Regions from separate parts of the Homo sapiens genome. Here region 2 is linked to region 1. The links are chromatin loops, found by intact Hi-C in ENCODE. Cell type or tissue: endothelial cell of umbilical vein. All regions are shown on one strand. Links, peaks and the distances in the headings refer to the core of each region. The heading gives the core; the rest is flanking DNA.

Region 1 (15,071 bases), core at 7,183-11,182:
GGTGGGACAAAATCCTAAATGTAATGTTCAAACTGTCATATGTGGTGCCTTAATGGTTAATTTTCTATTAGTTATGTTTTATTATTAGAAGCAATAATGAGCAGTTATAATTTAACATTTTTATGCCAAGTCTATGGAAAATGTTATGCAAATTTTACTATTATTAGAAAGCTACAATTTGCAAGCCATTGTCACTCCATTCTTTTATTTAATCTCTTTTCTTAAAAGTGGCCACCCCCAACCCCACTCATTGTGAGTTGAAATTATTCAAATTAATGTCAAGTTGTTTATATATTAAACTATATTTTACCTTGATACTTAGTTTTTAAAAACACATAATTTCTGCTACACAATTTGGACAGCAGACTGTGATATATGATATGCCTACTATATCGTCGTAATGGGCAAGGTTCATTATAACAAAAATGTGTCCAGACTTAGTGAGATAATGTGAATTCCCTATTTCTCAACTTGCTTGCATTTTAAGATGTTCAGTCTGGAAAGTGTTTCCACTGTTTGTGAATGATTGTCCCTAGATGGTGGTGACATTTGACCTATTGTTCAGTTTTGAAGATGGAAATGACATGTTCGCAAGCATAAAAGCCCAGGGGGCATTTTTAGAATTTTTGTCTTAGAATGTTTTTAGTTTTATTTTATTTTCTGATGATAAAATACTTGCTTCCTCAAGGAAAAATATATAACATTTAATATCTTCTGGTAAACACTGGAGCCTGACAGTCTCCATTGCTAGAACACATGGTTTTTAAGAGCTGCTTAATGTCTGATGAAATGAAGATATCATTATTTATTTTAGCATTTCCTGTTGCTTAACATTTACATTGGTTCTAATTGCTTATTTTCATAAATTGTGCTGTGATTAACATGCTGATACATAAATATTTAATCCCATGCCTAATTTTTTCCTTTAGGATATATCCCTAGAAGTGCGAGCTTTAGGAGCCGCTGAATTTTCTTTACCCTTTGCATATCTGAGAAGGTTTTTCATTTTCATGTTGGAAATAAAATGCAATTGGGTGTACTGTTTTGAGTATTAGGTTTCCCCCCTCAAAGTTCTATAGACATATTTCTATTGGCTTTTGCTGTTTTATGCTGCAAAAGAGAAGTTGGAAGCCAATTGATTTGTTTGTAGTTAACTTTTTTGGGCAGGAGGCTAAGTAACTTTAGAAATCTTCCTTTGTCTTTGTGATTGCTACGAGGTTCCAGCTTGGCAAAGCTTTTTGCTGGCTTAGCCCAGGACACGGAAGTCTGGTTGGTTCTTCTTTCTCAGCTTTTTTTGGAACTTTCCAAGATTCTCTAAGCTACAGCTTTTAATTATTGCTTCTATTTCATTTGTTCTTTATTTCTTTTTTCTCTCCAGGAACACCAATAATTCTTAGGTTGAATCTTTGTTTTCTGACTTCCATATCTGCCAATAGTTCTCTGAGCAGTTTAATCTCTTTTCCATGTTTCTCTATATTGTGTAAAAAAAAGTTTCAGGTATATTCTCCAGCTCATTGGTTCTATTTTATTTGCTGACAGTGCACTTTACTGCATCAAATTCAGGTTTTAATTCTGCTGTTGAGATGTTGGTTTCCTCTCATTCCTTTCTTATGTCAACCAACTGCCACTTTTATTTCGGGCTGTCTCTTGGTCCCTTTTCAGCTCAGTCTGCCTTTTCCCCATCTTTACTGTTCTGTTGTATAAGTTCTTTAACAGGCATTGAGCTTACTCAAGAATGAAGTTCTTGAACTTCATTAAAAACATAAACCAAAATGCTCTCTTCAATTTTTTTTTTAATGATAAACCTTGAGCTCCCTTTCTGACCCTCCTTTTAGTATGCAGAATCTTTCCATCAGTCATTTTGGATTTTTGTTGCATGTTGAGCTATTCATTTGTTTGCTTTTTATTCATTCAATGATCTTGAAAGAAAAGAAGTCTGTCCAGGCTTGGCTTGTTTTTATTTAAGACAGAGCTGAGAAATCATTTTAGACAGCCTCACTTCCTGCCTGATATCATTACAATCCTCTCCTCCAACACTAAGTAGAAGGCTCCTTGATGGAAATTTGATTTAGCTCAGTGGTACAGCAGCTTCAAGATAGTATGGAGGGAGTTTTAGCCATGGTATATACAGCACAAGTATGTCATCTTTGCTGAGTTTCTTATTGTAAGGGGTTACTTCTCTCCAGCCAACTTTTTCTTTTCTTAACCTGGATGCCAAATATACAACTCAGCCAAGCCTCCTTGCCATTGCTATTTCCACTGCCCAGGAAGAAGAACTCTTGTACGGTCAGTTTTGGATTTGGTGCAGCTACTGGGCAGAACTTAGGAGTTTTCTGTAAAACTACTAGGAGCATGGAGACTTCAAGGCATGTGGCTGAGGGAATGGTTAATAGGTACAAAAATATGGTAATGTAGAATGCGTGAGATCTAGTATGTGATAGCACAACAGGGTTACTACAGTCAACAATTTATTATAGAGTTAAAAATAACTAAAGGGGTATAATTCGAATGTTTGTAACATGGAGAAAGGATAAATGCTTGAGGTGATGGCTACCCAATTTACCCTGATGTGATTATTACACATTGCATGCCTGTATCAAAGTATCTCATGTACCCCATAAATAGATACACCTACTATGTACCCACAAAAATTAAAAACTAAAGAAAAAGACATAGCTGATACACTTTCTTAACCCTGCTTTAAGTTTTCTTTTTGCTGGAGATTAATAGGTAAAGTCAGATAGCTACTTGTGCTCAAGTGGATGTTGCACAAAAAAGTCAGAAGCTATTAGTAAACACGCACTGAAGTGTTTAAAGATTTATTTTTGTTGTTGTTATTCTTCTTTGCATTGTTTTGTATTGTTAGAAGGACTTGTATGTCTATTATCCATGAAAGATTCTTTTTCCCTTTGTGGATTATATTTTTAATTAGATCAATTGGTGAATCGATTGGTGAATAGAGCAAGTTGAGTTTATAAATAAATTTATTCTTTATTTTCCTTAACTTTTCAAACAATACTTACTGAAGAATAAGGCATCCTTTCTCCATGTGTGATATTTATTATCTTGTATCCTCAATTCTTTTTTTTTTTTTTTTTTTTTTTTTTTGAGACGGAGTCTCGCTCCGTCGCCCAGGCCGGACTGCGGACTGCAGTGGCGCAATCTCGGCTCACTGCAAGCTCCGCTTCCCGGGTTCACGCCATTCTCCTGCCTCAGCCTCCCGAGTAGCTGGGACTACAGGCGCCCGCCACCGCGCCCGGCTAATTTTTTGTATTTTTAGTAGAGACGGGGTTTCACCTTGTTAGCCAGGATGGTCTCGATCTCCTGACCTCATGATCCACCCGCCTCGGCCTCCCAAAGTGCTGGGATTACAGGCGTGAGCCACCGCGCCCGGCCGTATCCTCAATTCTTATATATACTGGGATCTCTTTCAAGAAATTATTAGTAAATTTCATTGATTTTTCTGTCTATTCTTTCCATAATAACAAATTGTTTTAATTGTTTTAGATTAATAGTACATGTATCCAGATATACCAAAGCCAATCCCATAAATTGTGATTCTTTTCAGGAATTTATGTTCTGTCCTCATCTGCTGTTGCTTCCAGAGATATGCCACAATCATTTTTCAGGTTCTTCCCCATACCCATACAGCCTCCCCAACAATAAAAAATCCCTTTGAGGTTTTATTAAAATAGGATTAAATCTACAAATTAATTTAGTAAGAACTAATATTTTTAGATGACAAGAATCTACAAATATCTTTCAATTATATTCAAATATTATTTTACATCTCTAAGTAAATTTTGTTAATTTTTTTGCTTGTCCAATACATTTTCAGTTAGCATTATTTCAAGCTGTCTTATTTTTATAAAGTTATTATAAATGAAATATTTTTCTATTATATATTCTACTTGATTATTGCTAGAAAACAAGAAAATTATTGGTTCCATTTAATTTTATTTAGTTATCTCATTTCTGGCAACTTAACTGAACTCACTTTTTCCTTGTGAGAACTAAATTTAATTCTCTTGAATTTTCTGGCTATATAATCATATCATCTGAAGATAATGATAACATTTTCTCCTCTTTTCCAGTAGCTATGCCATATATTACTGTTACATGTTAATGCATTGGCTGCACCATTTCTTGACTTTTTGAAAATTTCGAACAGCTTCTTTTCTGAAAATTCTCAAAAATAAATGGTTAGTGACAGAGGTCTCTCTCTATTTTACATCTTGTTGTGAATATGAGTTTCCCACTGGGAATTTTAAACTAATTATAGCAACCAGCAGCAGATTTTTCATCTTGCTAACTGAAATCTGAGACACTCAAGCATCTCATAAATATCAGTTTTATGATATTAAAAACAAAGTTCAGGATAGTACATTTAAGACTAATTACACATCAGTTTCCTGCTGGCATAGAAAATACAAATTGATATATACATTTAAAATAAAGATAACCAACTTGGTTTGCTTTGTTTCATCTATCCATCCATATATCCATTTATCTACTGAACAAATATTTATTAAACTCTGTGCTTGAAGCAAAGAAATGAAAAAGTATAGTCCCAACCCTACAGAATCTCATCCTAGCCTTATTAGGGATGCATAGTTCTGCTCATATAATTGTGCCCCAAATGTTCATGGCTTGAATAGATGATATCAAGTGAAAATGTATATACTTATTAAGTTCTTATTATATTCTAATTATACGCTCCTGAGTTAAAATTTGATCCTTTGAGATAGACACACCTGTGGCAGGTGAGTAAAAACAAATATCACTTGTGGATCCTTTTCATTCATTACCAAAGCCCTCTCCAGTTTCTTGTATTCTTATCAAGGTTTCTCAGATGAGGAAAGTTGGGAAGAATGCAGGAAAATTAAACATGTTTCAAATTTACTAGTTTTATCACTCATATAAAAAATTCTTTAGTTAATTCTCTTTGTAAAATAGCAATACACAAAACTTCTCATTTGAGACAGTAACATTGTATTTATTAATACGTATTAATTTATTAATACGTATTAATAAGTTCTTATTAATACTTATTACAATACAATGTTATATTGTGTAATGTTCTTTGGGCATTTACATTCCAGGAATGTGCTGAATTTTTTTTTTTAGGAATTTTCAATACAATTTTTATTTATTTGTTTTTGAGACAGAGTCTCACTCTGTTGCCCAGTACAGTGGCATGATCTTCGCTCACTGCAACCTCCGCCTCCTGGGTTCAAGCGATTCTCCTGCCTCAGCCTTCCAAATAGCTGGGATTACAGTCACGCACCACCATGCCCAACTAATTTTTGTATATTTAGTAGAGACAGGGTTTCGCCATGGTGGCCAGGCTTGTCTTGAACTGACCTCAGGTGATCTGCCTCCCTCGGCCTTCCAAAGTGCTGGGATTACAGGCATAAGCCACCATGCCCAGCCCAATGCAAATTTTTAAAATATGTAAAATTTTAACTATTAAATGCTGCTGAGTAAGAAGCATTTAGATATTTAGATTAAAATGTTATAACACTGAATAGTTTCCAAATGTGAAATGTTAATATTTCTTTCTCTTTGAAAAATAAACTATAACTTACACATAAAAATCTAAAATATAATTATTTTCAATTTTTGAAGCATGATAAGGGATTTTGATGCATTATGATTGAAAAGTATTTATCAATATTCTGAAAATAGCTCATGAAAATTTTGACTGTGAAAGTTTCAATTTAAACAAAATCCAGTGTTATTAACTTCCTCTGTCTCTAAAATGTCCACTGAAAGGCATTTGCCTCTATTCAGAAATTTTTAGAAATCTAAACATCTGATTTTAACTTCTGCGTTGACTTCTTTTGACCCTAAACCTACCCACCCCTCCACTGTTCCCCCCGCCTCTCTTTTATATGGGATCATAGGGATCGTAGGGATATGAGACCCTCTAAACTTCCAAATTTGCTTTTTAATTACTGTAGTATTTTCAGCTATAGCATAAATTTTTAACAAAAACGGTCAATGTGATGGATTTCTCAAGGCAAGATTGAGTCTTGTCAAATATGAGCAAACACGACTGAAACCCAATAGATGCTACTTTTCAGCAGCAGGAACAGCCCAGGTACTCTTGGGTGGCCCTGATTTCAAGCAAATAAATCAGTATTTCCAGCCGCAAAGGTGACACTAAAGCCAGAGCATACATCATGACCATTTCAGGCATTTAGATGTGGAGAAGTATTATTTTCTTCTCCAACAAGGGTGAGTGATTCAGATGAAATCATCAACCTTAATGAACCTGTGCTTCTGCTGCAGGGTTAACAAACCAAACCCCAATGAGTCACAAGCAGCTCCCTAAGGATCCCTCCAACTGCGAGGCAGGAAACATGATTCTTGGCATGTCCAAGGTAGAAAGCACCTTGGAGACCCTGCTGTTCACTATCTCAAGTTTTTCCACTGAAGCACCCTTAGAGCAGAGCAGAGTTAGAAGAACTGACAGAAGAAATCTGCTTAATTATCTAAAAAAGTCTTCTAAATCTTTCCTTCTACTCTATTGTATATCTTTGCTCTAATATAAAAAACACATTTTAAATTGCATACCACTTCAATTATTTGACTTTTCTGTTTAACCCTCATCAAGTTTTTAAGTAAAATGAATGCTTTCCTAGACTGCACTATGTTTTCCTTGGGCCACGTAGCCACTCACGTCTGAGTATGAAGACTGCAGCTTGGTCCAGAGTCGTCTTTTAGGATTGGGTAGACTGAGGACTGGACAGGAATTGTGACTTACTCTAAATCTCCCAGCTAGCATGTGACTGTGCAGGAACTAACACTCAATCCTTCTAACTCCCAGACTTACCCATTTTCAAATAAACAATTAGGCAATGAGGCTACCCGTAGATGGCAGCCAAATGTATTTCAGAGAGCCTTCACTTTTTACATTTTCCCACTTTGCAAATAGGAAAGCTGGTTGATCTTTTATTCAAGAAACTGTTTAGGACCTCATGTGCTGTGTTTAGATATAACACAGGAAGGGGAGGGCTGAGCCAATTATCCGTGAAGCATCCATAATCTACCTACTGACTTGCACATCCACTCACTCTTGGTAACTAAAGTGCTTCCCTTTCTAAAGAAAACCACTGGGGAAGCCAAAAGCATCAGCTAAGATAGATAACTGTGAGCATGATCGTTTAGGAATGGATATGGTTTGAACTTATTCATGTTTAGAGAGAGTGTCAAATTGAGAACTAGGCAGATTCACCTACTCTACAAATGACTCTGAAGCAAATTGGTTGAAGAAATTAGATCTGAAAGATTCTTGGTGGAGAATTTTGAACTTTTATCAGTATATCCATATTTAAAAGGAGATAAAAGAAGACAAAATAAAAAAAATTATTGCAAGGCTGACAGAACAGTTGGATTAAACATCAGTTCAATTAAAAAGGACTAACAGATAAATCTTTTGAAGATAAATTTTGACTCCAGTTCTTTAGAGAAACTAAGGTGACCTTGATGGGCAGTGGAAAGAATCATGACATGTGAAATTCCTTGAATAAAAATTTATTGACTTTAAGTAAAAAAAAAAACTGCCAGCTTGGGACATGGATTTTTTTTAATCAATTTTTTTTTTTAAATATTGGAACTACTATTTGTGAAGCTGGGTGGAACCTTGGAATGCCTGTTAGTAGGCTTGCTGGGAAATTGGTTATAGCAACCAGCATAGTAAAGAACTCATAGTCAGACGTAATAAATATTTGCTGCTGATGAGTCATTCGTACTGGAAAAAGTGAAGCAGACAGGAATATCTCCGCCAAATGCTGCAGGTTATCAGAGTGGCCTTAACCAAAATTTCCATGAGTAATGTTGCAATCTTCTTACCATGGCTTGGTAAGACCTCCAGGAATGATAATGCCTTATACGAGTGTTCTGTTTTAAGTCCTCCAAATCTTCCATAGACAGTATGTAGATAGAATCTCAGGACAACCTGGTAGAGAGGAGGAAACTGAAGTTTTGAGTTCATTGGCTTGCCCGAGGGTATAGGGTTGTATAAGCTGTTTCTTTTGATTCTTAGCAGTGTGGATTCAAGTAAGCAATCATTTCTCATTTAGAGGCACACTTTCGTTAAATGCTAAGTAAGTCATTTTGATTACCACCAACAAGACACATTTCAGTAAGCAGAACATCATTCACATCTGCACATACAGAGGGTTTCATTGTAATCATAAAAATTGTTTTGCATTTATTTCATCGTTAGTTAAAAAGAGACTGTATTGGCAAAATAATACTTTAAATCGGAAAGCATTACTGCATGGCCAATTTGCTTTTTCATGCATGCCTTTTGGTGATTGGAATATGCAGAGAGCATGAATAGGTAACCCTGTGATAATCTGCATACCAGTAAAAGGTATTATTCAGACCCTACCTTTTTTTTTTTTTTCTTCCTCATTTTATCTTGTCAGGTTGGGTTTGATTCAAAGTCATTGGTTCTCTTAGAGAAGGAGGTCAGACCAGTTTAAGGAACAAGGAGCAGGAGAAGAGCAATTGAAGCCTGCACGTAGGAACTCAGATGATAAAATCGTTTTGGAAAATAATGAACAAGTAACTTGAGAGCTTGTCTTGAGGGTGGTATCACAGGTTAGGCCAGGTTATTAATTTTCCTACTCAGCAGTATGCCTCTTAAAAAACACTTACAGGGAAATGGATATGTTTTTGAAAGAAATGCAATTGGCAGAAGGGAATGACGGAACTGCATGGAGTCCACAGGCCAGTGGACCTGGGAGAGCAAAACTACTTCCATGTAAATAAGAATTGCATAACTGAGAAAATACCCAAAAGATACAGCTAACAGGACAGTGTTTAGTACACCAAAGTCGATGTCTCAAGATTTCTTGGTTCATCTTTATGATGCCAAAGCACACACCCTCTACCTCGTTTGTTTCAGTCACCCTGGGTTCTTGTTGGAATGGCCCAGGGAGCTCCATGTAAATCATGAGCACAGGCGCCTGTGCAGGGTGTGCTCCTCAGATTTTACATTTCACTCCTCCATTCACAGGATTTAGGGGGGCACTGGCCCATTCCTCAGCTTCCCCTTCCATAAAATGTGAAGAACCACGTGTGCATCTCAGAAGTTGCTCGCGCCCAAGGGCAGATCAGTGACTGTGATTTCGCCTTTCTCCCCATTTCTCTGTTGCACTCCTCAAAGTGGTGGCCTGTTGTTACCATGGAGACACAGCACAGGGTGACCTTGCTTAGAAATGATGACAACTGGTGACGGCAGGGAAGCAGAGCCCAATAGTGACGAGCCTCTGAGGAGCGCCCCCCGTCTGGGAGGAGAGGAAACAGAAGGATCTGTTCCCAAGTAAAGGAAGGGGCGGTAGGATGCAGGATTTCATGAGTCCTGCCTGATGCATTTAGCAATAACATTACCTAATAACTCGTGGTGTCACATTTTTACAGAAGATATGCTTTGTTGCCAGGGTTTTTTTTTTTTAATTCCTCTGAACTGGAGGCTTTAAACACAGTAAATATTTGTTGTTGATTTCAATACCTAGCAGTTAGCTTAATTTCCTGAAAGATAAGAGGAATTGTTGACTCATTCATTTCTGTAGGCTACTTCATACTTGTGGTTTGAGTCATTGCTCATCGATGGCGATTTTTAGAAGTATGGCAGTACTTTCTTTCTTTCTTTCTTTTTTACTTCTAGGATGAAAGTAATAACAACAAAACAAAATCTTGTTTTAATAAATTACCCTCTTCCTGTTCCTAGATTACTGGGTTCTGCTTTTTCTGCTGAAGTCAAATAGTGGAAATTATATTTTGTTAAATATTAATAAAACCCCATCACCTGTGTGTGAGATCCTGCTGCTATCTTTCCCACAGTGTTCAAGTAAGTGACTAGCATTCTGTGTCCTTCTGAGGTCTTCTGAACCCTTGGATCCTCCAAGCCACATATCCCATATCAGGTTCTGTGCTAGAATAATTGGTTTCTGCAAAAATAGTGGGATGGGGCTGGATGTGGAAAGAGTTTGGACAACTGGATGGCTCTTTCTGGTAGATTATCTCCGGCATAGGATCAATAGCCAGATCACAGATCTTAGGAAGGAGACCTGTGGCCACTGCCTCAAGGGCTCAGGCCAGAGGAAGGCCTGCTCTCTGTGACCTGAGTTCAGACATATGTTAACCCCCCAGGCCAGAGGAAGGCCTGCTCTCTCTGGCCTGACTTCGAGATATGTTAACCCCCAGAGTATGCAATGCTGAAGGTTCATGTGACTCAAAAATGCAGTCTTTCCTTGTGAGAGAATACCAGAGCCAAGGAATGGGGCCTCTTGGAGCTTAGCCTTAATGAGAATCATGTTCACATCTTCTCAGACTCTGAGCAATCTTTTCTGCTGATGGCCTTCAGGACCCAGCACTGCCCCCATTCAAGTTAGAGACCCTTTTCTAGGTCCAGGACCGCAGTATCTCCCACCACCACATCATGAAGACTGGGCTTGGGTGTGCTGGTGAAGTCTTGGTGCACAGTGGCATTCTCTATATATTCTGTGCTAGGAGAAGAGAACATGTAAAGAAGAAGAATAAAACCTCTGGGGCACCAAGTCCCCCAGCTTTTGTCCTTTTCACAGTCCGGGGCATAAGCATTCCAAATCTACCTCCCCAGTCCTCTTCACCCCTGCACCGACTCCTCAAGGCGCTGAGTGCTACAGGCAGAACCTGCCACCTTTTCACCCTCCCTGAATCCCCTTTTGTGCTCCCTCCTTGGTTCTGGACTTGGGAGCAGGAAGAAAATGGGCTCCATGCATGTCCCCCTTCCCCCGATTCAGATGCTCCTTTTAGATCCCACGGCTCAAAAGGCCTGCTGACAAATCTAGGCCAAACTCAGCCGAGCTGGTAAGATTTCCAGAAGAGTTCCTAAAAATACACTTCTCCTTAAATCAGCCTTGCCAATCACTGTACAATCACAGAACTTTAAGGACAGAAGTGGCTCTAGAAATTGTTGGGGCCTCTCTGTTTTAAAGCTAAGAAACTGGAGTCCTAGCGTGCTGAAATAATAGCAACAACAGCGGTTGAGAAAGATTTCAAATCCCATCGAGAAGATGGAACAGAGCAAACCATGAAGGCGGGCACAGACTGTAAGCTCTGTGGCGTATTCATTCATTTATTTGCTCATTCATTCACTTGCTCACTCAGCAAATATCTATTCACTGCTCACTGTGTTCTAAAGTTAAATGTTGCCCTAGATGTTAAGGATACAGACAGACCATCCCCTTACAGACATTACAGTCTGGTTGAGAGAGAAAATGCACAGATAAACAAGTATGCATGTGAGTGTTAAATAATGATAAGGACTTTGGAGGGAAATAAAGCACGGTGAGTCAGAGTAAGGAGGTAAGACTGATGCAATATTACATCAGGAAAGACTGCCCCATAGGCTGACCTCCAAGCTATGTGACTATCTGGGACAAAAGTATTCCCAGCAGAGGGAACAGCGAGGTCAAAGCTCTAAGGCAGGATGTCCCTGGCTACTGAAGGAGCAGTCAAAGGCCAGGATGGTTGGGGGGAGTCAGAAAGTATGGGGCCAGTCACCGAGGTCAGTGTAGGCCGTCAGAAGACTCTTGACAGTCCCGCTCTGTGAGGTGGGGAGCCATTGGAGGTTCCTGGGCAGAAATGTGACATGATCTGATTACATTTTCAAAGAGTCCCTCAGGATGATTTATTGAGATGTGGCTGCAGTGCGGCAAGGGTAGAGGCATCAGTAGACTGGTGAGGAGGCTTTGCACTCATGTTGTGAGAGAGAATGCTGGCTCCAAGGCAGGGGCCAAGTGCAGCTGGTGAGAAGTGGTCAGACTCTGGCGCCGTTAGGAATGTGGATCCAGAGGCATCTGCCATTGGATCAGATGTAGGGTATCGGAGAGAGGGAGGAGGGGAGAAAGAAAGAACACAAATGTCACTGTCTAGTGGGTTTTAAAGCCATAAAACTGTACAAAAGAGTGCATTTGAAGCCATAAAACCACACAAGAGAGTGGTTAAACAGAGGCCTGGTGGATTTTGCAGCCAAACTGCCTGTGTTCCAGCCATTCCTTCTCCTCTCCACCTTCCCCATCCACAGATATGCTAACCTCCTTATTTTTTTTTTAAATTAGCACAGGCCACCAGGCATAAACCCTTGGATCACTCTCATCTTTATTTTCTTTCCCTTTAAAAACATTATCTCAAACACTTCTCAGTAAGTGTTTGTTCTGAGCTCTTCGAGGGTGTTGTCTTGCCAATGAAGATGCTAACCCCATCCCAGTAATCTATCAGTTGGCTCCCCACACTGCTTCCTCCAACACTGTCCAGCACCTGCCTTTTTCTTCTCCTTGATACCTGTGTGCATTCTTACTGCACCTTCTCTGCAGCTATTCATTCCGATAGAAAGGAAGCCCCCGGCTCTTCCCTCCTGTGCACAGCACATGTGATTATGATGTGCTGAGCCCATGATGGATACAAACCCTCTTGGTGGGGAGTATCAGCGATGCCCACTTCTGACATCATTCACTGCTGCCACTTGGCATGTTCACACTCACACACATGCACACACATCAAGAAATTTAACGATACACTCAGAAACAAATTGCAAGATCACAGATAAAATTTCCACCCAGGAGAGAACAGCCCTTTTATCCACCTCCTCAACTGCCGTCACCTCCATGTGTACTAGCCTCATACCTCAGGCCTTTTTGTTCTTTTAAATTGTCCCATCTCCAAGACCTTGACCTTTGAAATTTGGCAGCACCCTTTTTCTGCCTCTGCTTTCCACTGGCCAAGGGTAGATGGAGACAGCATAACCATTCATCTCAGAATAAATTAACGCTCTTTCGCTGAAGTTGTGCCTCCTGGGCCACTTGAGATTCCCTGCCTTTCTCTTTCCCTGCCATCTTCTGTAACTGCCCACCAAAGATTTCCCACACTTCAGGCACTGGCTGGAAGGCCCCAGCACCACTTTTGCAGCAGGTAAAACAGCTCTGATTTGACTGAGACGATAAAGGCTGCAGGACTGAAGCTGCCCTGGTTTCATTTCCTGCTGTCTAGCCAGGCTGCATCCCTCACTTCCCACCTTCTGTGGGTCCTGTGAGTGTGAAATGAGTGTCTCGTTTCCTCGCTGAGGCTGGGCCTCCATGACAGCCAGCCACCCTGTCCTTCCCCCTTCTTGAGGCCAGTGGCCGCACGCTGGCCCATACCTCTACCTTGCCATCTCCCCAAGCTCTTGTCCTGTTTTTCTCCTTCCATTAAAATGAAAGAAACGTGGGAAGGGTCAGGGGAGAAGCAGGTGGTCTCCCACCCTCCCAGGGGCTTCAGAGAGTGCACCCTTAAAACTCTCTTTACAAACCTGAGGTTCCAAAAGGGTAGCTGCTCAGGATCCCGCAGGCACCAAAGCATCTCTGACTTCAGAGCAGAGAGTGCAATCCCTGCCTTGCCGCCACACTGTTCTTGCAGCAGCAAGTGCTCCAAATTCTCCAGGCACTGAGTGCCTCCTTCCCCAGCTCCAACAGCGTCATGTCACAGAAACCACCCCCTTGAAAGCCAGCAGGGACTTCCCCTTCGTGACACCTAGCCACCACAAATTGTCCACATGCCTTGATCTCTCCGTGGCAGTGGCAGTGGACGCTTTTCGCTACTCCCTCCTCTTGAAACTCTGAACCTTTCTCCCTCACTGTTGCATTATTGGAAGGATCTTTTGTCGCTTTCTTTTTCTGTGGTTTGCCTTACTCCTCTTCCTTCTTTCACCTCCAAATCACTAAAGAAACTGTTCTTGATCCAGTCCAAGCCTTCCTGTTTTCTGTCCTAGATGTATACAAATAAATCCCTTCTCCCTCTCTTATTTTTGCCATTCCATGGTTTTAGCAGTCATTTCCATGGCCATGAACTCCAACTCTGGATCCATGCCCATCACTTCTATACCCGTTTCTAGCTGCCTTCTGCTTTCTCCTGGGCAGAGCTTTGATGTCCTTCTGCACACACAGGACCCACATTTTGAAGTCCTCCCTCGCTTTTTTTTTTAATAATTTTTTTTGAGACAGAATCTCGCTCTGTCCCCAGACTGGAGTGCAGTGGCACGATCTCAGCTCACTGCAACCTCTGCCTCCTGGGTTCAAGCAATTCTCCTGCTTCCGCCTCCCAAGTAGCTGGGATTACAGGCATGCATCACCACGCCAAGCTAATTTTTGCTTCTTTTAAAATTTATTTTATTTTATTTTTTTGGTAGAGTAGTTTCACCACGTTGCCCAGGCTGGTCTTGAACTCCTGAGGTCGGGTGATCCACTCGCCTCGGCCTCCCAAAGTGCTGGGATTACAGGCTTGAGCTGCCACGCTCGACCTTGAAGTCCGTTTTGATCCATCTATTTCCTACACGCCTCATTCCCAATCCCCAAAGATGAATTTGCTTCTAATGAATTGACCTCAGCAGTAACACCTCCGTTTTGTTCTCACCACTGCAGTGTAATTTTTGACCTTTCTGCTCTACCATGGCTGTAACCTTTAACCAATTTCCCCTCCCCTGCCAACCTTTTCAATTCTAATGTATCCTAGGTGGTGCTTCCAGAAAGAGCTTCCTCCAGCTGGGAATCTTGTCAAGATCCTGCCAGTGTTCCCCACTGTCTACTATACTAACTATGCTGATGTGTTACACCTGGGCCTACTTAGTGATACTTAGGCAGACAAAGCCCCTATGTCACTATTCATAATGAGGACCACACTACCCTGAGGGACATGGTGGAAACTTAAAGGACCATTTTTAAAAAAATTGTCCAAATGCCTGGGGGGCATCTCTGGAATTTAATGGACAGGAGTACAGGATTTTGATGTCTTGCAATGGACGTGACTCCCTTGGAGCGAGGAACCAGCCTGTACCTCTGTTGTTATTTATTGAGACGGAGTCTTACTCTGTCACCCAGGCTGGAGTGCGGTGGTGCTATCTCTGCTCACTGCAAGCTCTGCCTCCTGGGTTCAAGTGATTCTTCTGCCTCAGCCTCCCAAGTAGCTGGGATTACAGGTGTGCACTACCACACCCAGTTAATTTTTGTATTTTTAGTAGAGACGGGATTTCATCATGTTGG
Region 2 (15,071 bases), core at 5,703-9,702, 50 kb after region 1:
ATTGATCTGCTTCAAAAATTTGGGTGCTCAATCCCTACTGGATTATAAATTTGTAAAGAAGTCAACCAAATTATAATCTGGTAGGAATTATACCTGTAACTGGCCTTTTACCCTTGCACTCGGATTTTTTTCACTCACTCCTTTACTCACACAAATATATTGGGCATCTATAACTATGATAGATAGATACAGTAGGAAGTTGGAGTGATGAGACGGAATTGTCATTGACACCAGCTGTCCCCTTTGGAAACATCTGTTGAATTAGCCAAACAAGACATCTGTGTCAGAACAGATGAATAACAAGGGCAGTTGATGTGCCTGAGTTAGTGGTAAAGCTATTAAGCTAAGTAGGACTTCAGAATGGGAGATGATAACTGGAGATTCCTTAATGAGATGAGACTGGAATTGTACCTCCAGGCATATGTGATATTTGTCTAGACATAAAGACATTAACATGTACGGTGGGAATGGAGTGAACACTTATTGACTGCCTGCTACAGGCTGTGCACTGTGCCAGGCATTTTGCCTGCGTTACTCCATTTATCCCTACAACACATTATTAAAATAGGTACCCTGATATTACAGAGAGAGAAAATGAAGCAGAGAGCTTATATTAATGCCTCAGGATCCCCAGACTGGGAAGCAGAAGAGGTGGGATGTATGTTCAGAACTATTTTCTAGATAGATCTAGATCTGCCTGGTTTCTAATGACCTCACCGTGTCTTGGAGCATTTCAGGCAGGAGGAGAAGCAGGAGCAATGTGATGGAAGGGAGCTAAGTGTGGTCCATCAAGGGACAAGGAGGAAGGGAGGACAGCGGGTTGGTGGCAGGATGTCATTCCATATGCTTTTAGGTTGAGGTCACCCTGGTGTCTGAGGTGCTGTGGTCCAAGAGAATTGAGTTACTTGCAGGAAGTGCTGTATCATGCTTCACTTGGCATTGAGTTCTCCGCCAGCCCCGGGGGAAAGAAACCCCACAAGTCAGTCCAGCTCCACTGGCCCAATTTAACAAACCAGTTTAGATGCGGGGTTTAGTTAACAGAAAACACCACCAGCCTATATTAGTTCGTCAACAGCAAATGCTGACCAAGAGTCCTACAACCTTCCTGTTTCGTGAGCATCAGTTGCTCTGGGTGACTTATGGTCACTAGGACATAGGGCAGACATGTCTTCCTGGTCCTTGACCTACATAGTCTCAGAGCAGTAAGCTCTACTCCTCTCAGATTTCTTCCGGTTGGATACTTGCTCAGCTCTTCATGAGGTGACCATATTCCAGTGTTTTCTCAGAGATCATGTTCTTTAAAAGTCCTTGAGATTTCTGCAGCAATTCCTCAGCACATACTTGGAGGTGTGTTTCTCCCTGGTCCTGCAACTATCTCCCCTTGCTTCTGCCCCGTGAAGGCCCTCTCCTCTGGAAAGCTGAAACAAAACTATCTTCCTAAGCTAGTTCCCCTTCTTTTACTCTCTGACCCAAGCCATAAACAATTCTCAAATGCTTTCTAAAGACCTTTTCTCTAGAAGTGGCTCATTATTTTGATCAGTCAGATGAGAGGAAGAGAATCCCTTTCAATTAGAAAGGCATAGTGGGTAATGCTTTTTACAGAGCGTTACCTCTGTATTATGGGGGACCTGAATGTTGAAAGTAGTTTGTCCTTTTTTCTAAAGGTATTTTAGCTGTGGGGTGTGGTTGGGAGGGGAAAGCCTTGGAGCTCTCTGAGTAGGAAAATGATAGGAGAGAATGGACGTAATCTGGTAATCTAGAGTGGTAATATGTGCCCAGCACAATGCCAATTTCTTTAAAAGTGTTCTTTCCCTTAATCCTCACAACTAACCCTATGATATTGGGCCCATTTTGTGGATGTGACAGATGAACCTTAGAGAATTTTATTTTTCCTATGACTGGTATGTGGCAGAGTTGAGTTTGATCCTGATAATTTCAATCCAAACACAATGGGTGTAAATACGTTACTAGTGAGGACAGAGAAACTTCTAGGAGGCTGTAGTGGAGTCTGTACTTCAGCTGGGGCCCAGACTCTGTTGGCTCTGTGAATAGAATAGAAAGGAAGGGTGAGGCTGTTGACAGGAAAGGCTGGCAGGCAGAGAGTGAAAAGGACAGTGAAGAAGGGAGGGAGGGGCACTGACTGAGTGCCCTGCAGCCAAGCGTGTTCCAGCGGCTGTGCCACCAATCCCTACAATCATGTCATGAAAAAGTTCTTATTTTCTCCATTTTGTGGTTGAGGAGATAGGTTCAGAGATGTGAAATGACTCTACAGTGCCCAAGTGGCAGAGCAGGGATTCGAACTGGGCCCTATGTGATTTCCAATTCGGAGCATTTTGTACCTCTCTGCACTCTTCATATGTGGCTTCAAGCTTCAACCTTGGGCATGAGGAGGAATCACGAAACCTTTCCCAGAAACAGGGAAATCGTGTCCCAGTGAAGGACATGTGGGCAGGCTTTGGGATCATGAGTTCCTCGGGGAGGTGGCAAAAGTCTTTTGGGGTAGAAATTTCTTAAGTATCTGGGGACAGGAGCTGGCAATGCAGATTTGGATGGCAGAAGTCACAAGGCAAATACCAGCCCCCAAGGAAATTCAGGTGGAGTCAGGAGGGTCCTCAGGGCTGGGCAATGGGTGGGGGTGCCCATAAGCAGAAGCGAGGATTAACCACAGGACCAGCAAAATCATGGAGAAGGGACCATTAGCACCATAGAAGTAAATAAGAAGGTGCCAGGGTCAGAGACAATCAAAATGGAGAAGGCATAGAGGTCGGAATCCAGGCCCACCCCAGCCAGCTAGCTGCCGGCTCTCTCAACCATGCAGGCTGCACCAGTGATATTTTGGATCGTTTCAAATTTATTAAGAATATATTACATTCCATTAAATGCTGCAGCCATGAAGGACACTGAAGTGTTTCCTCTCTCAGGCCTTCCTGCTCCGGTGGCAGAATGCCCCATTTTCTCAGGGGCTCCGTCTGACGGGTTATTGTTTTCCAATAAAGTATTTGCTGAATATATGCCTCACATAAACAAATAGAAAAATAATAATAATGTAGACTATCTCTGAACCTTAGAAGAAAGTGTAGGCTTTCATTTAATGAGCTTTGGAGACAACATAGCAATTTTTGATGTCCTGTCAAGTTTGTTAAATTGAAATTCTACCAGGATTTTACATTGAGCCAGAACCAGCATGTCCCAGGGTATAAATTAGGCATAATTGGATATACACCGACTCTTTTGGTCACTGGATATAATTTAAGGCTATAACTGAATAAGTGACACTGTTGTGGCCTGACAAGCCCTCTCCCAAAACTTCTAGCCCACTTTCAGGAAGTAACTGGGGAGGCAGAGTCCATCGTATGACTTGATACCAGTGTTTTCCAAACCTAATCCCACACCTGAAGAAAGGCTCCAACCCATGGCTATTGGTTTATATTTTCAATAGAGGGGACAGGAATTTGCATTTTAAAATCTCTGATTAATTCAGTTGGAAAGCTGTATTAGAAAACACTGTTTTATGTTATTCAAGGAGAAAAGTCTTTGTCACATATTGTATTTACCTAAAGTTTGTAGGGATTGACTTGGTGAGGCTTAGCAGGGAAAGTGTTTATTTGATTATTGCCTACACTGACTATTCATATGAGTTTAATTTTATATCAAAAATATTTACTTACCTTCTTACATATGGGGTCAAATGTAAAAACTCATTTATTTGCTTTTTTATTTTTAATTTAATGATAATTGCTATTATCCTTTGGCATGCTATCCAGAATATCTCATATACTCTAACTCTGAACAAGAATGCAATGATCTGACAAGTGAAGGATTTCATAGTGGATCATAGTATAAGATCTTTAAAGACTTGATTTTGGATCCCAGATCTGTCATTTATAAGCCAGATGATCTTATGCAAGTCATTTGCAAAGTGGCAATAATAATAGTAATATCTAGTCTGCTTAGCTCATAGAATTGTTATAAAAATCAAGTGATGTGATGAAATGACAGAGCTTTGCAAACTATTAAATGCATTATTACATATATATTATTACATATATAAATGCATTGTTACAAATACATTATTACATAAACAAAATGCATTATTGCATAGAATTAAAATAATAAGTTCTATAGTGTTACTTCCACAACAGTCCCTGAGGGGAGAAAGTTGGAGGGATACCAGCTCTGCCTAATTTAGAGAAGCTCTGTTTAACCTTTATACCTTAAGATCTGATTTTTATATTGACCTTCTACATGAGGCTTCATTGGAAATCTGCTGCTTAAAAAAAATAAAGGTTGAAAATCAGTCTTCTGTGTTCTGTTGGGCTTTCTGCCCATATTCTTCCTTCTTTTAATTACCAGCCCACCCTGGATCAAGTAAGTGCTAATTACCACCTTCACAGATATTGTAAAAAGGTAAAATTCCAGTTAGCATCTTGACTTGACTTCTTATCAGGAGTTCTGGTTAAATTCTTAGGTTTAGTTGAAAAACAATGGCTAACATATATTTTTAGATGAATTACTCTTATTTTCAAATTTTCTTTCTACTACCCCTATGCATAATTAAGAAATTGCTATAACAGGAGAATTTCTATTTACAATCTACTACTTGGAAATAATAGTGAAATCTAAGAGGTACACATGTATCAGATGATATGAGCAAATCAGAAAACATATCTATCCCCAATACTCAGCCAATATTAGATTGATGTAATTTTAGATTAACTGTTTAAAAGCCTAAATCATGACTTCAAAATCCCAAATCAGCTGGGTATGGTGATTCATGCTGGTAATCACAGCACTTTGGGAGGCTAAGGCAGGCTGATCACTTGAGCCCAGGAGTTTGAGACCAGCCTGGGCAACATGGTGAAACTCCACCTGTACAAAAAATACAAAAAATTAGCTGGATGTGGTGGCACGCACTTGTAGTTCCAGTGACTCGGGAAGCTGAGGTAGGAGGATCCATTACTTGAGCTTGGGAGGTTGAGGCTGCAGTAAGCCGTGCGCACACCACTGCACTCCAGCCTGGGCAACAGAGGGAGACCCCGTCTCAAAACAAACAAACAAACAAACCAAAAATCCCAGGATTTTTATATTTTTTGTCAGAGTCTCATGATGAGTTTCTTCATGAAAAGTTCAAGATATTTGACAGAGAGCTACCCAAGCAATAATTATTTCTAAGAGGAGCGGAACAGGGAGGAAGGGGAAGAGAAGGGATAAAAAAGGGAACAGAACAAATGTGTTAATTCCAACAGATTCCGGTGGGCCTTTCTCTGCCCTGAGCCCGGAGGTGTCCTGGCATTTTTTGTGCCCTCACTGAGCAGCTTCCACTGCTAGTCTGCACATGTTCCCTTTCTCTCTTCACACAGGGGAAAGGTGGAGAAATGAAAACATTTTCTATGACATTAAAAATCACTTCCTCTCCTCTTTCCCCAGTGTCCCTAACCAGAAGAACCTAACTTAATAGGAGATTTCAGATGACAGAATTGTCCAGTCTTCCTCACCACCACCTCTTAACCCTTGCTCACTGCAGGGCAACCTGGTTGTTGCTCTCAATACTCCACCAACTGCCCTGGATGAAACCACCATTAACTGTTTAATTGCCACATTCATTGATCATTTTTGCAGCCCTTCATTTTATTTGACCTCTCAGCAGTATTTGACACGGTTGAGCACTCTCACTTTTTCTCACTTTCTTCAAACCTTCCCATCTTCTTTCCTCTTCTTCAAGGCACATATTTCTAGAGCCTTCCATTACCCTCTGAGAGCAAACTCATGGTGGTCACTCCTTGCCAGGACTGTGACATAAATGACACCTCTTACATTATATTGCAATGATTTGTAGACATGATGGAGAGGCTGGGACTGGACCACCAGTGTGACTGCCTGGGACATAAATGGGAAACTTACCCCTTGGTGGTCCTCATTTCACTTTCTCCATCTAAGCAAGGAACAAAGAAGCAAATACTTCCAGAAAAACTTGAAGGGCTTCCCAGCACCAGAAAGAGATGAGGAGAATAGGTGTCCTACTTATGAGCTCATTTTTCATGTGGAGGAAACCTGCATGGGAAGTAGACAGCCTTTGGACATTGGTCTCCTGGGGCTCAGTAGAGTCTGGTGTTGTTGCCAGGCAACAAGAACAAGGCTCAAGGACTATAAGTTCTTGTCTAGTTGGGAAGAAAATTTGGATGGATTCTCAAAAGGATTTCAGGAATGTGTGGAGGCTCTGCCTTGGTTGGATCACTCAGTGTTCATGAAGTCTCCTGCATGCCCAGCCCTGTAGACTTTTGATTTTTATCAATATAGCATCTTATTCCTTATTGTTCAAGGCATGTTCCTGTTATCTCCCTGGTTAAATTGAAAACTTTTCTGAAGGAGAGAAAGAAAGTCTAAATCTCGTGGGTTCCATCTCCCAGCATCCAACATAAATAAAAACGTCTTCAATAAAACCATGTTGATTGATTGGTTGATGATTGATTATTTGACCTGCCATCCTAGTTGGTTGTCAGAAATCCTCTCCTTATTTTTCTTGGTGGACACAAGTTTAGTGATACTTGTAGAGGCCAACTTTGCCTTTCAACTTTGAACTTCCATTGATTTTTCCACTGTGTGTGCCAAAGCCTTAAATTGGTTCCAGTTGCTTAAAAGAGATGTATATTTTTCTTCTACACATTTTATGGAAAAAAAAAAACCTGGAGCGTATTTTCCCTAGACTCCACCAAAACCAGATAGTTTTTCCAGAAATGTATGAATGAACAACAAAGTGGTTACTTTGGAAGCCGACATACCGTTATATTGGATTTCAGAAAAGTCAAGTAATCCCATATTTCATGTGATTCCAGGTAAAAGAAAAAATATTTAGTCCACAACAGGAAGGGAAAAATAAATTCAAAAGCTCCCTTGTGCAGATTTGTGATATAAACACTGAAAAATTTAATGTAGCAGCAGTATGACAAATTATATTAGTAAATATGAATTGCTTTTTAGACAAAAGGATATTCATGACATTTTTGCTGTTTAAAGATAAAATGATCTCTTTCTTCTTCATTGAATCATAAAATCTTGGACCTGGAAAAGACTTTAGAGAATTAAATTATTTTCCACCCAAGTGCCAAGATAGTGACTCCTCGAGGGCACGGATCGTATTTTCTGCTCCCTCTTCAAAATGTCCACAGTGCTGAGTCAAACGCTGTGCACTCAGTTCCCTTAAATAACAGTCAATGATGAGAATGCTGTTCACAGATACAGGGGATAAAAACAAAAATCTTATCCTCACTTTCTGGAATTGTGTTTCTCTTTGATAACAACCCATTTTGAGCCATAGAGCTATTATAATAAAAGGGATTACATCTTTGGGATTTTCCTTGTATCACTCATTAAAATGTCATGCAAAGAACCACACTGGTCCTTTTGTTGCTGGACGAACACTGGCTGGCTGCCACATGCCTGCAGGCCCCAGTTCACAGAGGCCCCACACATTGACCTGCTCATTCAAAACTGTTGCGAGGGCTTTACCTTTATATCACCACAGTACAGTGACTTACAATGATTCCAGATCAATACTCCTCTCAGAGTTTGTCTAGGAAGTCCTACCAGCTGTCATGTAAGGGTAATTAACACATCTCTCTCAATTATGCATGCTGGTGGAAGAATTTCAAACATTTGGCTGGATAACAAATCCATCCCCTCTGTTAGAGAAAGGTCATCCCTCTGGCCATCTGGGTATTTACTTTTCTTTAGAAATGAGCTTCATGGAATTTTCTGTTGGAAGGGGAAAATGATGAGGACAAAGGGAATTTCCTAGTAAAAATGATGATGGCCCATTTAACACTGCTCATACCCACACACCAACAATCTTAAATCTTACACCTAATGCTTATTTTATTTATTCCACTATCTACTAACCTACATCATGTGTGGCCTGCCCACTATTATGACAAGAGCTGCTTTAGAGGCCCCTGAAGTTTTATGATGATCGATCTGTATAACAGAATATTTCTTTTTCCTCTGATTTGTTCACAAAAGATACAAGCCTTCACTTTGGGGGAGTTGAGAAAGAAAAGGCACTGAGAGGCATGCAAGGATGAGTAAGTTCCTGCTCTTAAGGAAGGTACAGTCTAGCATCAGGGAACACACAAGTGACTGTGACTATGACAATGGTCATAACCCTTCATTTCTAGCAAGATAAGCAAAAGAAGCCCTGGGAAGGAGGAGACGTTTCTGAGCGGGACTGAGGAGTCATCATGGAGAAAGGGCATCAGAGATGGGCCTGTGGGGGTGAAGTAAGAGGGCAGTCTGTGCAGAAAGAGCCCATGAGCATAGGCGCAGAGGCAGAAAAGTGTGGGTGTGTTTGGAATCTGAGAGTAGCATGGTTGGACTGCAGCATAAAAAACCATGGGGTATGTAGGGAGATAAATAACAACAACACATAGGAACAGGGCTGTGGGGAGCTTGCACGCCCAAGTGAGGAATTTGGACTTTATTTGGTAAGTGGGGACAATGGAAGACTTTGAGCACGGAAATGAAAAATGTCAAAATGACCTTTGCATTCAAGGGCAGTTGCATCACATCTCCCCCAAAATTCATACCTTGAAGTTCAAACCACTGTTGTTGACTGTAACTTACTTGGAGACAGGCCCTTTACAGGGGTGGTCAATTTAAAATGAGGTCATCAGGGTGTCTTAATCCAATATGACTGGTGTCCTTATTGCAAGTAGAAATTTGGACACGGAGATAAGCATAGATGGAAGACAGTGTGAAGAGACAGGAAGAAGATGGCCATCCACAGTCAACAAGAGGGTGCTGGGACGGATCTTTTCCTCAGGGCCCTCAGAAGGAACCAACCCAGCACACACCTTGATCTTGGACTTCTGCCCCTAGAACTGTGAGGGAATAAGGTTCTGTTGTTTGAGCCACCCAGCTTGTAGTACTTGGTTATGGCAGCCCAAGCAAACCAACAGCTGGGAATGAAATAATGTGGGCCTCTCAGAGGATGGTAGCAATGGGAAATTCAGGGAAGAAAGAGAGATGAAAAATATCATAGCGAGAGATGCTTGAGCATGGCTCATGCCATGGGGATTTGAAATTTTAAAATTGTACAGTGTTTCAACCCAACAATAAGAGCTAGCTCTTGTTCATTAGTTGGTTTCATTCAAGTTAACACCAAGAGTAGAAGTTCTTTCCCTTCATTCAAAGAAAAAATAAGATCGAGAATAGCACAGAGAAGGACTATCTGTAATGGAGTATGGGGCAGGCTATGCAAAAGGCGGAATATTGGTGTTTGAACATTCATTTGAAGAGATTTAACCAAAGTGGAGGCCTAGGAGGGTGGTAAGGACAGAGGACTGTCGGGCAGAGGACTTAGCCCCTGGCAGAAATGTCAAGGTGTAAGGCTCAGCAAATAACCAGCTTCTCATGCTGCCTTCAGGGTTCTGATTGGGCTTGCAAAGGCCTGGGTTAGGGTTAGTTCCGGCTCTGACTCCAAAGAGTCGTGTGATCCCAGACAAGTCACGTTCTCTCTCTAGCTTCAGGGTCTGTACCATAAAAAGAGGGGATTGTCCTGGATCATCTTAGAGATTCCAGTGCCAAGAACATTTTCATGATACAATGCTAATTATGTGAAGTTTTATGTTAGATATAATAAATACATGTTTGTATATATGTCTGTGTGTATGTGAGTGAGATTTGTAGCCCTCCTATTTCTTTTTTTTTTTCTTTTTTTTCTTTTTTTTGAGACGGAGTCTCACTCTGTTGCCCAGGCTGGAGTGCAGTGGCGCGATCTCGGCTCACTGCAAGCTCCCCATCCCAGGTTCACGCCATTCTCCTGCCTCAGCCTCCTGAGTAGCTGGGACTACAGGCACCCGCCACCATGCCTGGCTAATTTTTTGTATTTTTAGTAGAGACAGGGTTTCAGCGTGTTAGCCAGGATGGCCTCCATCTCCTGACCTTGTGATCCACCTGCCTCAGCCTCCCAAAGTGCTGGGATTACAGGAGTGAACCACTGAGCCCGGCCTATAGCCCTCCTGTTTCTAAAAGGAATTTGAAAGAACTTTTGAAATTCAGCATCTTTTTTTTTTTTTTTTTTTTAAAGAACAACTAAGTAGAAAATCAACCCAAAGGAAAAGAGAAACATATTACCGGTCACCTGAGATGAACTCTTTATTAGATAGAACTTTAGCTCTGAGTTTCCTGGCAGTTAAGGTAAAAAGAAAAACATGTGCTCATTGTCTGATAAAAATCAATGTAATATGATTAGGTCTTGAGAGAAACATGTAGATATGCTGAGTGCTCAGATAAGATTACGTTTGAGAATAGGCAGATTCAAGACACATTAAAAGCCATGCAAAAATCCATACTCCTTAATCTAATAATTCCAGTTACACTGAGGAAATAAAAAAGAGGGGGAGGAATGACTATGTGTGTGAAAATGCTTTTCACAAAATTATTTATGAAAGTGCAGAACTGTAAAGAGCCAGAATGGGAGGTAGAGTTAATTGTGGTGCACTCATTCAAGCAAACACAATGCCGGCATTGTAAACAGTGAGGTTCTCCAGCAGCACAGAGAAGCAAGGTGCGTGATCGGCTCCATAAGAACAATCAGGAGATAAAATTATTTGTTCACCAAGGTTCTAACTATATAAAAATATGAAACTGTCAAAAATGAGTCTTCAAACATGGTGGTAATTATGGTAGAGTGATGCTTTTAAGCGTGAATCCCCTCTCACCATGTTTCCCAATGTTTAATGATGTTTACAATTAAATTTAAGCAAACAAGCCAGCTCACACACTTAAGCTTTTCATTCTAGCTATGCTTTATGGGATTACATTTTTTAATTAAAAGAAAAGAGATTTCATAAATACAAAAATAGCAAACTGAAATTGTATTCCTTAGAAAAATCAATTTCTTGAGATAGCGTTGGATTTTTAGAGGGGATTTTTTTTCTTTTTTTTTTAAAAAAAAACCATGTGTAGATGTGTGGTGCTCATGCAGAAGTCCTCCTTGTTTGCTTTGAGGTCATGGAAGCTGCCTGAATTAAACATGTGAGGAAATACCGTTAAGGGGCTACAGGTGGGTTAACGTCCAACAGTCCTCTCTCCTTAGCAGCCTCCTAAGCCTCCTCTTCGGTTAAATCTCTTTAAGTGAATGTCCAAACACCAATATTCCTCCTTTTGTATAACCTGCCCCACATTCCATTACAGATAGTCCTTTTTTGTGTTATTCTTGATCTTATTTTTTCTTTGAATGAAGGAAAAGAGCTTCTACTCTTGGTGTTAACTTGAATGAAACCAACTGATGACTAAAAACTAGCTCTTAGTGTTGAGTTCAAACATTGTAAAGTTTTAAAACTTCAAATCCCCATGGCATGTGAGAACATTCTGGAAACGATCCAGCATAGACAATAACTTGAAAAACAGATTCATATAAGAAAAGTATAGCTGCACATGTCAACAGTTGCTCCAGCCTTTGGCAAAGTGCTTCCGAGTGCATGAAAATCAATCAATGGAATACATTCTGTTAATGGAATAAGGGGACGGAAAACATCATCTCAGTTGTTACATAAAAAGTATTTGATAAAATCCAATATCCTCTCATGATTAAAACAGAGAAGTTTCTCTTCTACTTGCAGCATTTCTTCCATTTCACCTTCCTTTTTGAGTACTTTTCCTTATTTCATGTTTTTGCACTTGTTTCTCATGAAGTCTGTTATTTTCTCTCTATTCTAACATCCTCTTTTACTGGAGGTAGGTAATTAACAAATTACTTCACACTGAAGCTTTAATGATTTCAGGATTATTATCATTGCAAAATTCCTGGATCATGAAGAATAGGAAATATCTCCAAGAAACGAGTCTATAATGGTAGCTCTCAAAGACCAGGAAACCCTAGAATGTCTCTTCTCCTCATTGGTCTTCATAACCCATAGTTTGCTCTAACCACAGCCATTGAGTTAGAATTCTAAGTAGCCCACAACTTAGATTCATTTTATTACTTATCATTTACTACTCATATGTTTTCAAAGAATTAAAATTCCTCTTTTGGCATTGAAAAATTTTCTCTGTGCATCTATATTACTAAGTATGTTTTCACTACCTGTTCATTGGGAACACACTTTACAAAAATTACTGTGAATTCAATTAAAAATTATATGTCTGAATCTGCATTTTATTCCTCACAGTAGAGTTTATAACTTTGGAAACTATCATACATGTACTTACTTGTAAGACAGTATTTATTCAGTCTACAAGCAGTATTTGGTGCTACATGCAACCATGTTCCCCTGGTGACAACTTGCATCCATTGGGGTAGCAATCGTCTACAGAGGGAAACACTGAGAAGCACAGAGGAAAATAAATTCTAGAAATTCTTGGGAGAAATTGCAAATAGATAGGCCAAAAAGAAGTCAATTCCTCTAGACCTCAGGACCATGAATTGGAAAGTGGAGGCTCCTAGTGGTGCTCCCTAAATTCTAAAGGTCCAACGGCTCTTTGAATCTTTGCCTTTGTCAGGATAAAGGCAGGTCCAAGGTGTTAACTCTAAATCCTCAAAATAGAATCTAAGCTATCAATTTGCTTATTCTGAAGCAATTTTCAATGGTTTTCCCTGCTTTTCTTTTCCATGCATCTAACTGCACTCTTGTCTTCTCACAACACATAGGACCCACTGCTGCACAGAAGGAACTTGAATTCTAATCAGCCAATGTTTTATTTGTGGGACATCCCATCAAATTTTTTAAAAAAGATCTTATTGAACAGAAGAGGGAAATGGAATTTGAGGATGACTTGACATTGTGAGATTAAATGGGGTTGGCAGAAGTTTGACCAGGACTTTTCCCTGCTCTGCTGGAGAGACTGTCTCTCCTCTTGGTGCCCTTCTTGGAGGAGCATTTTCAGCCTGCTGCCTAAACAGCTGTTGATGGATAGCTTTCTCCCTGCAGCACTGCTCCAAAAGCTGGTAGCAGAGATGGCTGATCTATTCCCAGCTGTCTGGATTTTAAGGCTGAGCTGTAGGCTTCAGGGATAGCCACACACATTCTTTCAAGGTCTGAGGCAGGCACACTGGAAATAGTGTGGCCCACTACACCTGGGCTTCTTACATGTAAGCCCTTTATGCTCTCCCAGGCTCTGACCTGCTCTGTGATCACAAGGGCAGTCCTAAATGGAGATCTGTATGAGATCAGCAGTATTTAGCAATTGGGAGTTTGACATAATGCACTTTCTCATAATTTATTAAAGTTGCTAATACATTTAAAAAATATGTGAAGAACATGGAAACCTCTCAGTAATATGTTCTAGTGCATTAACCCTCCATTGATTTTGCATCTCAATCAGAGTAAAAGCCAAAGACCTTATGATGACCAGTAAGGGTCACCATCTGGTCACCTCACTCTCCCCACCTCTCCAATCTTAAGTTACTGCTCTTACCCTCACTCACTCTGCTCTAGCCACACTGACCTGGTTGCTATTCCCAGAATATTCTAGGCATGCTCCTGCCTCAGGACCATTGCATTTCCTCACTCCTCTCCCCAGAAGCTATCAGACCTGCTGCCTGCCCCCTTAACACCTCAAATGGCATCCTCCCTTTGAGATCTTCTTTGTTCATCCTATGAAAACTTGTAAAGTTTTCTGCACACACACTTCCTGTCTCTCTCAGTTCTGTTTTTCTCTCTAGCACTTATCACCATCATCATATTCACTACATGTTGTATTTATTGATCTTGTTGAGTGTCTGCATTCACCCATTAAAATGTAAGCTCTATGAAGGCAGGGACTTTTGCCTGTTGTGCTCATTGTCTTGTCTCTAGTGCTGAGATCAGTGCTACACAGAGTACCATACATTAAATATGCACCGAATAAATGAACACTTATTTATCACTCAATCATGCAATGAATGGATGAATGATTGAAAACTGGTAGTCAATGCTGTCCAAGAACATGACTCTTGGGAGACTCTTGCCATGCTATTTTTTCTTCTTTGAGATAATCCGCAGCTCAGGCACTGAGGTCAACAACTCTAATGTTCAAGATCTTCCAAGTAGGAGGGAGGAGGTTGGATAAACAGAGTTTGAGTAAATTTGCCCTTGGCTTTTGAGAGAGCTAAGTGAGAATCCTGGCTTTCCCACCTCCTAGCTCTGTGACCACTGATAAACTATTCAACTTAGGTCAAGCTGTTCAACTCTGGCCTTAGCTCACTCAATATGTAAAATAGAATGATATGAAATTCAGGGATTTATAAGAATCAGGGTTGAAAACATTGGGCATATAGTAATATACTCTTATTAAAATGAAATGTATTTTCATATATATAAATAATTTGTATTAATTTGTAGAAGTTTGCTTATTGATAAAGCAGACAGTCATATATTTATTGACATTTTCATTTTAGGGGACACACCATATCTATATTTAAAATAGTATTTTTTGTCTTACTGGAAAAAAAGCCTCCTATGTATACTTTGATTAAATTATCACATGTATTTCTGTTATTTAAGGATCCTAAAATGAAAACAAATAGCTTCTAAAGCAGTTAAAATAATTATCAAGGTATATTTGTTCACTCCAGATCTCATCCCACAAGGTTTACAAGAGTCTTGGCTTTTGAAATCTGTGTCTTCCAAAAATTCATTTGTTAAGCAAGCACTGAGCACTTGCTCTCTTCCAGGCACCGGGCTCTACATTACTGGCTATTCCCAATGGCAGGAAAGAGCTTCTGCTCATGAGAAACTTACAAGATAGGCCCAAGATGGGATCTGACATCAATACTGATATTGATAATGGTTAATAGCAGGCATTAGGGGTTAAGTGCTGCCCCAGAGGTGCAGATTGTTACAGACATGCAGAGAAGGGGAAAGATGCTTTCTCAAGGAAGCTTGGAAGTGGTCAGAGAGTCATTCATGTGAGGGAAGGTCAGGGGACCAAAATAGAGGAATGGAAACAGCTTGAGCAAACTCATAGACGAGGAAGGAAGGCATAAGTCTTTGGATTTTCCCAACTCCAACTGACCTCAGCATGAAAAGAAAGCAGGGCTTGGACTGGAAAGGAAGCTCACTCTCTGGCAATGTGGAAGGCCTTGCTCATGGGTG

Evidence for each region. Peaks named below come from ENCODE experiments on the same cell type or tissue, not always from the same donor. Only the 100,000 strongest peaks of a DNase experiment are listed, where the experiment ranks them.
Region 2: it touches region 1 in a loop (4-fold over the local background); 13 of 110 quality-filtered maps call a loop at or near these places.

The regions. Positions count from the first base shown.
Region 1 is chr13:97,248,754-97,263,824 of GRCh38, forward strand. The region is part of intron 1 of MBNL2 (muscleblind like splicing regulator 2); the gene reads left to right. The region is part of intron 3 of LOC101927385 (a long non-coding RNA gene); the gene reads right to left. Among named protein-coding and RNA genes, the nearest start is that of MBNL2, 34 kb to the left of the region's middle. In endothelial cell of umbilical vein, for the core only: no CTCF peak of the experiment used is centred there; DNase peaks (open chromatin) are centred at 7,778 and 9,368; H3K27ac peaks cover 4,000 bases.
Region 2 is chr13:97,300,726-97,315,796 of GRCh38, forward strand. All of the region lies in intron 2 of MBNL2 (muscleblind like splicing regulator 2), which reads left to right. Among named protein-coding and RNA genes, the nearest start is that of MBNL2, 86 kb to the left of the region's middle. RefSeq lists an enhancer at 7,648-7,792 and a cis regulatory region at 7,715-7,726. In endothelial cell of umbilical vein, for the core only: no CTCF peak of the experiment used is centred there; a DNase peak (open chromatin) is centred at 7,576; H3K27ac peaks cover 3,056 bases.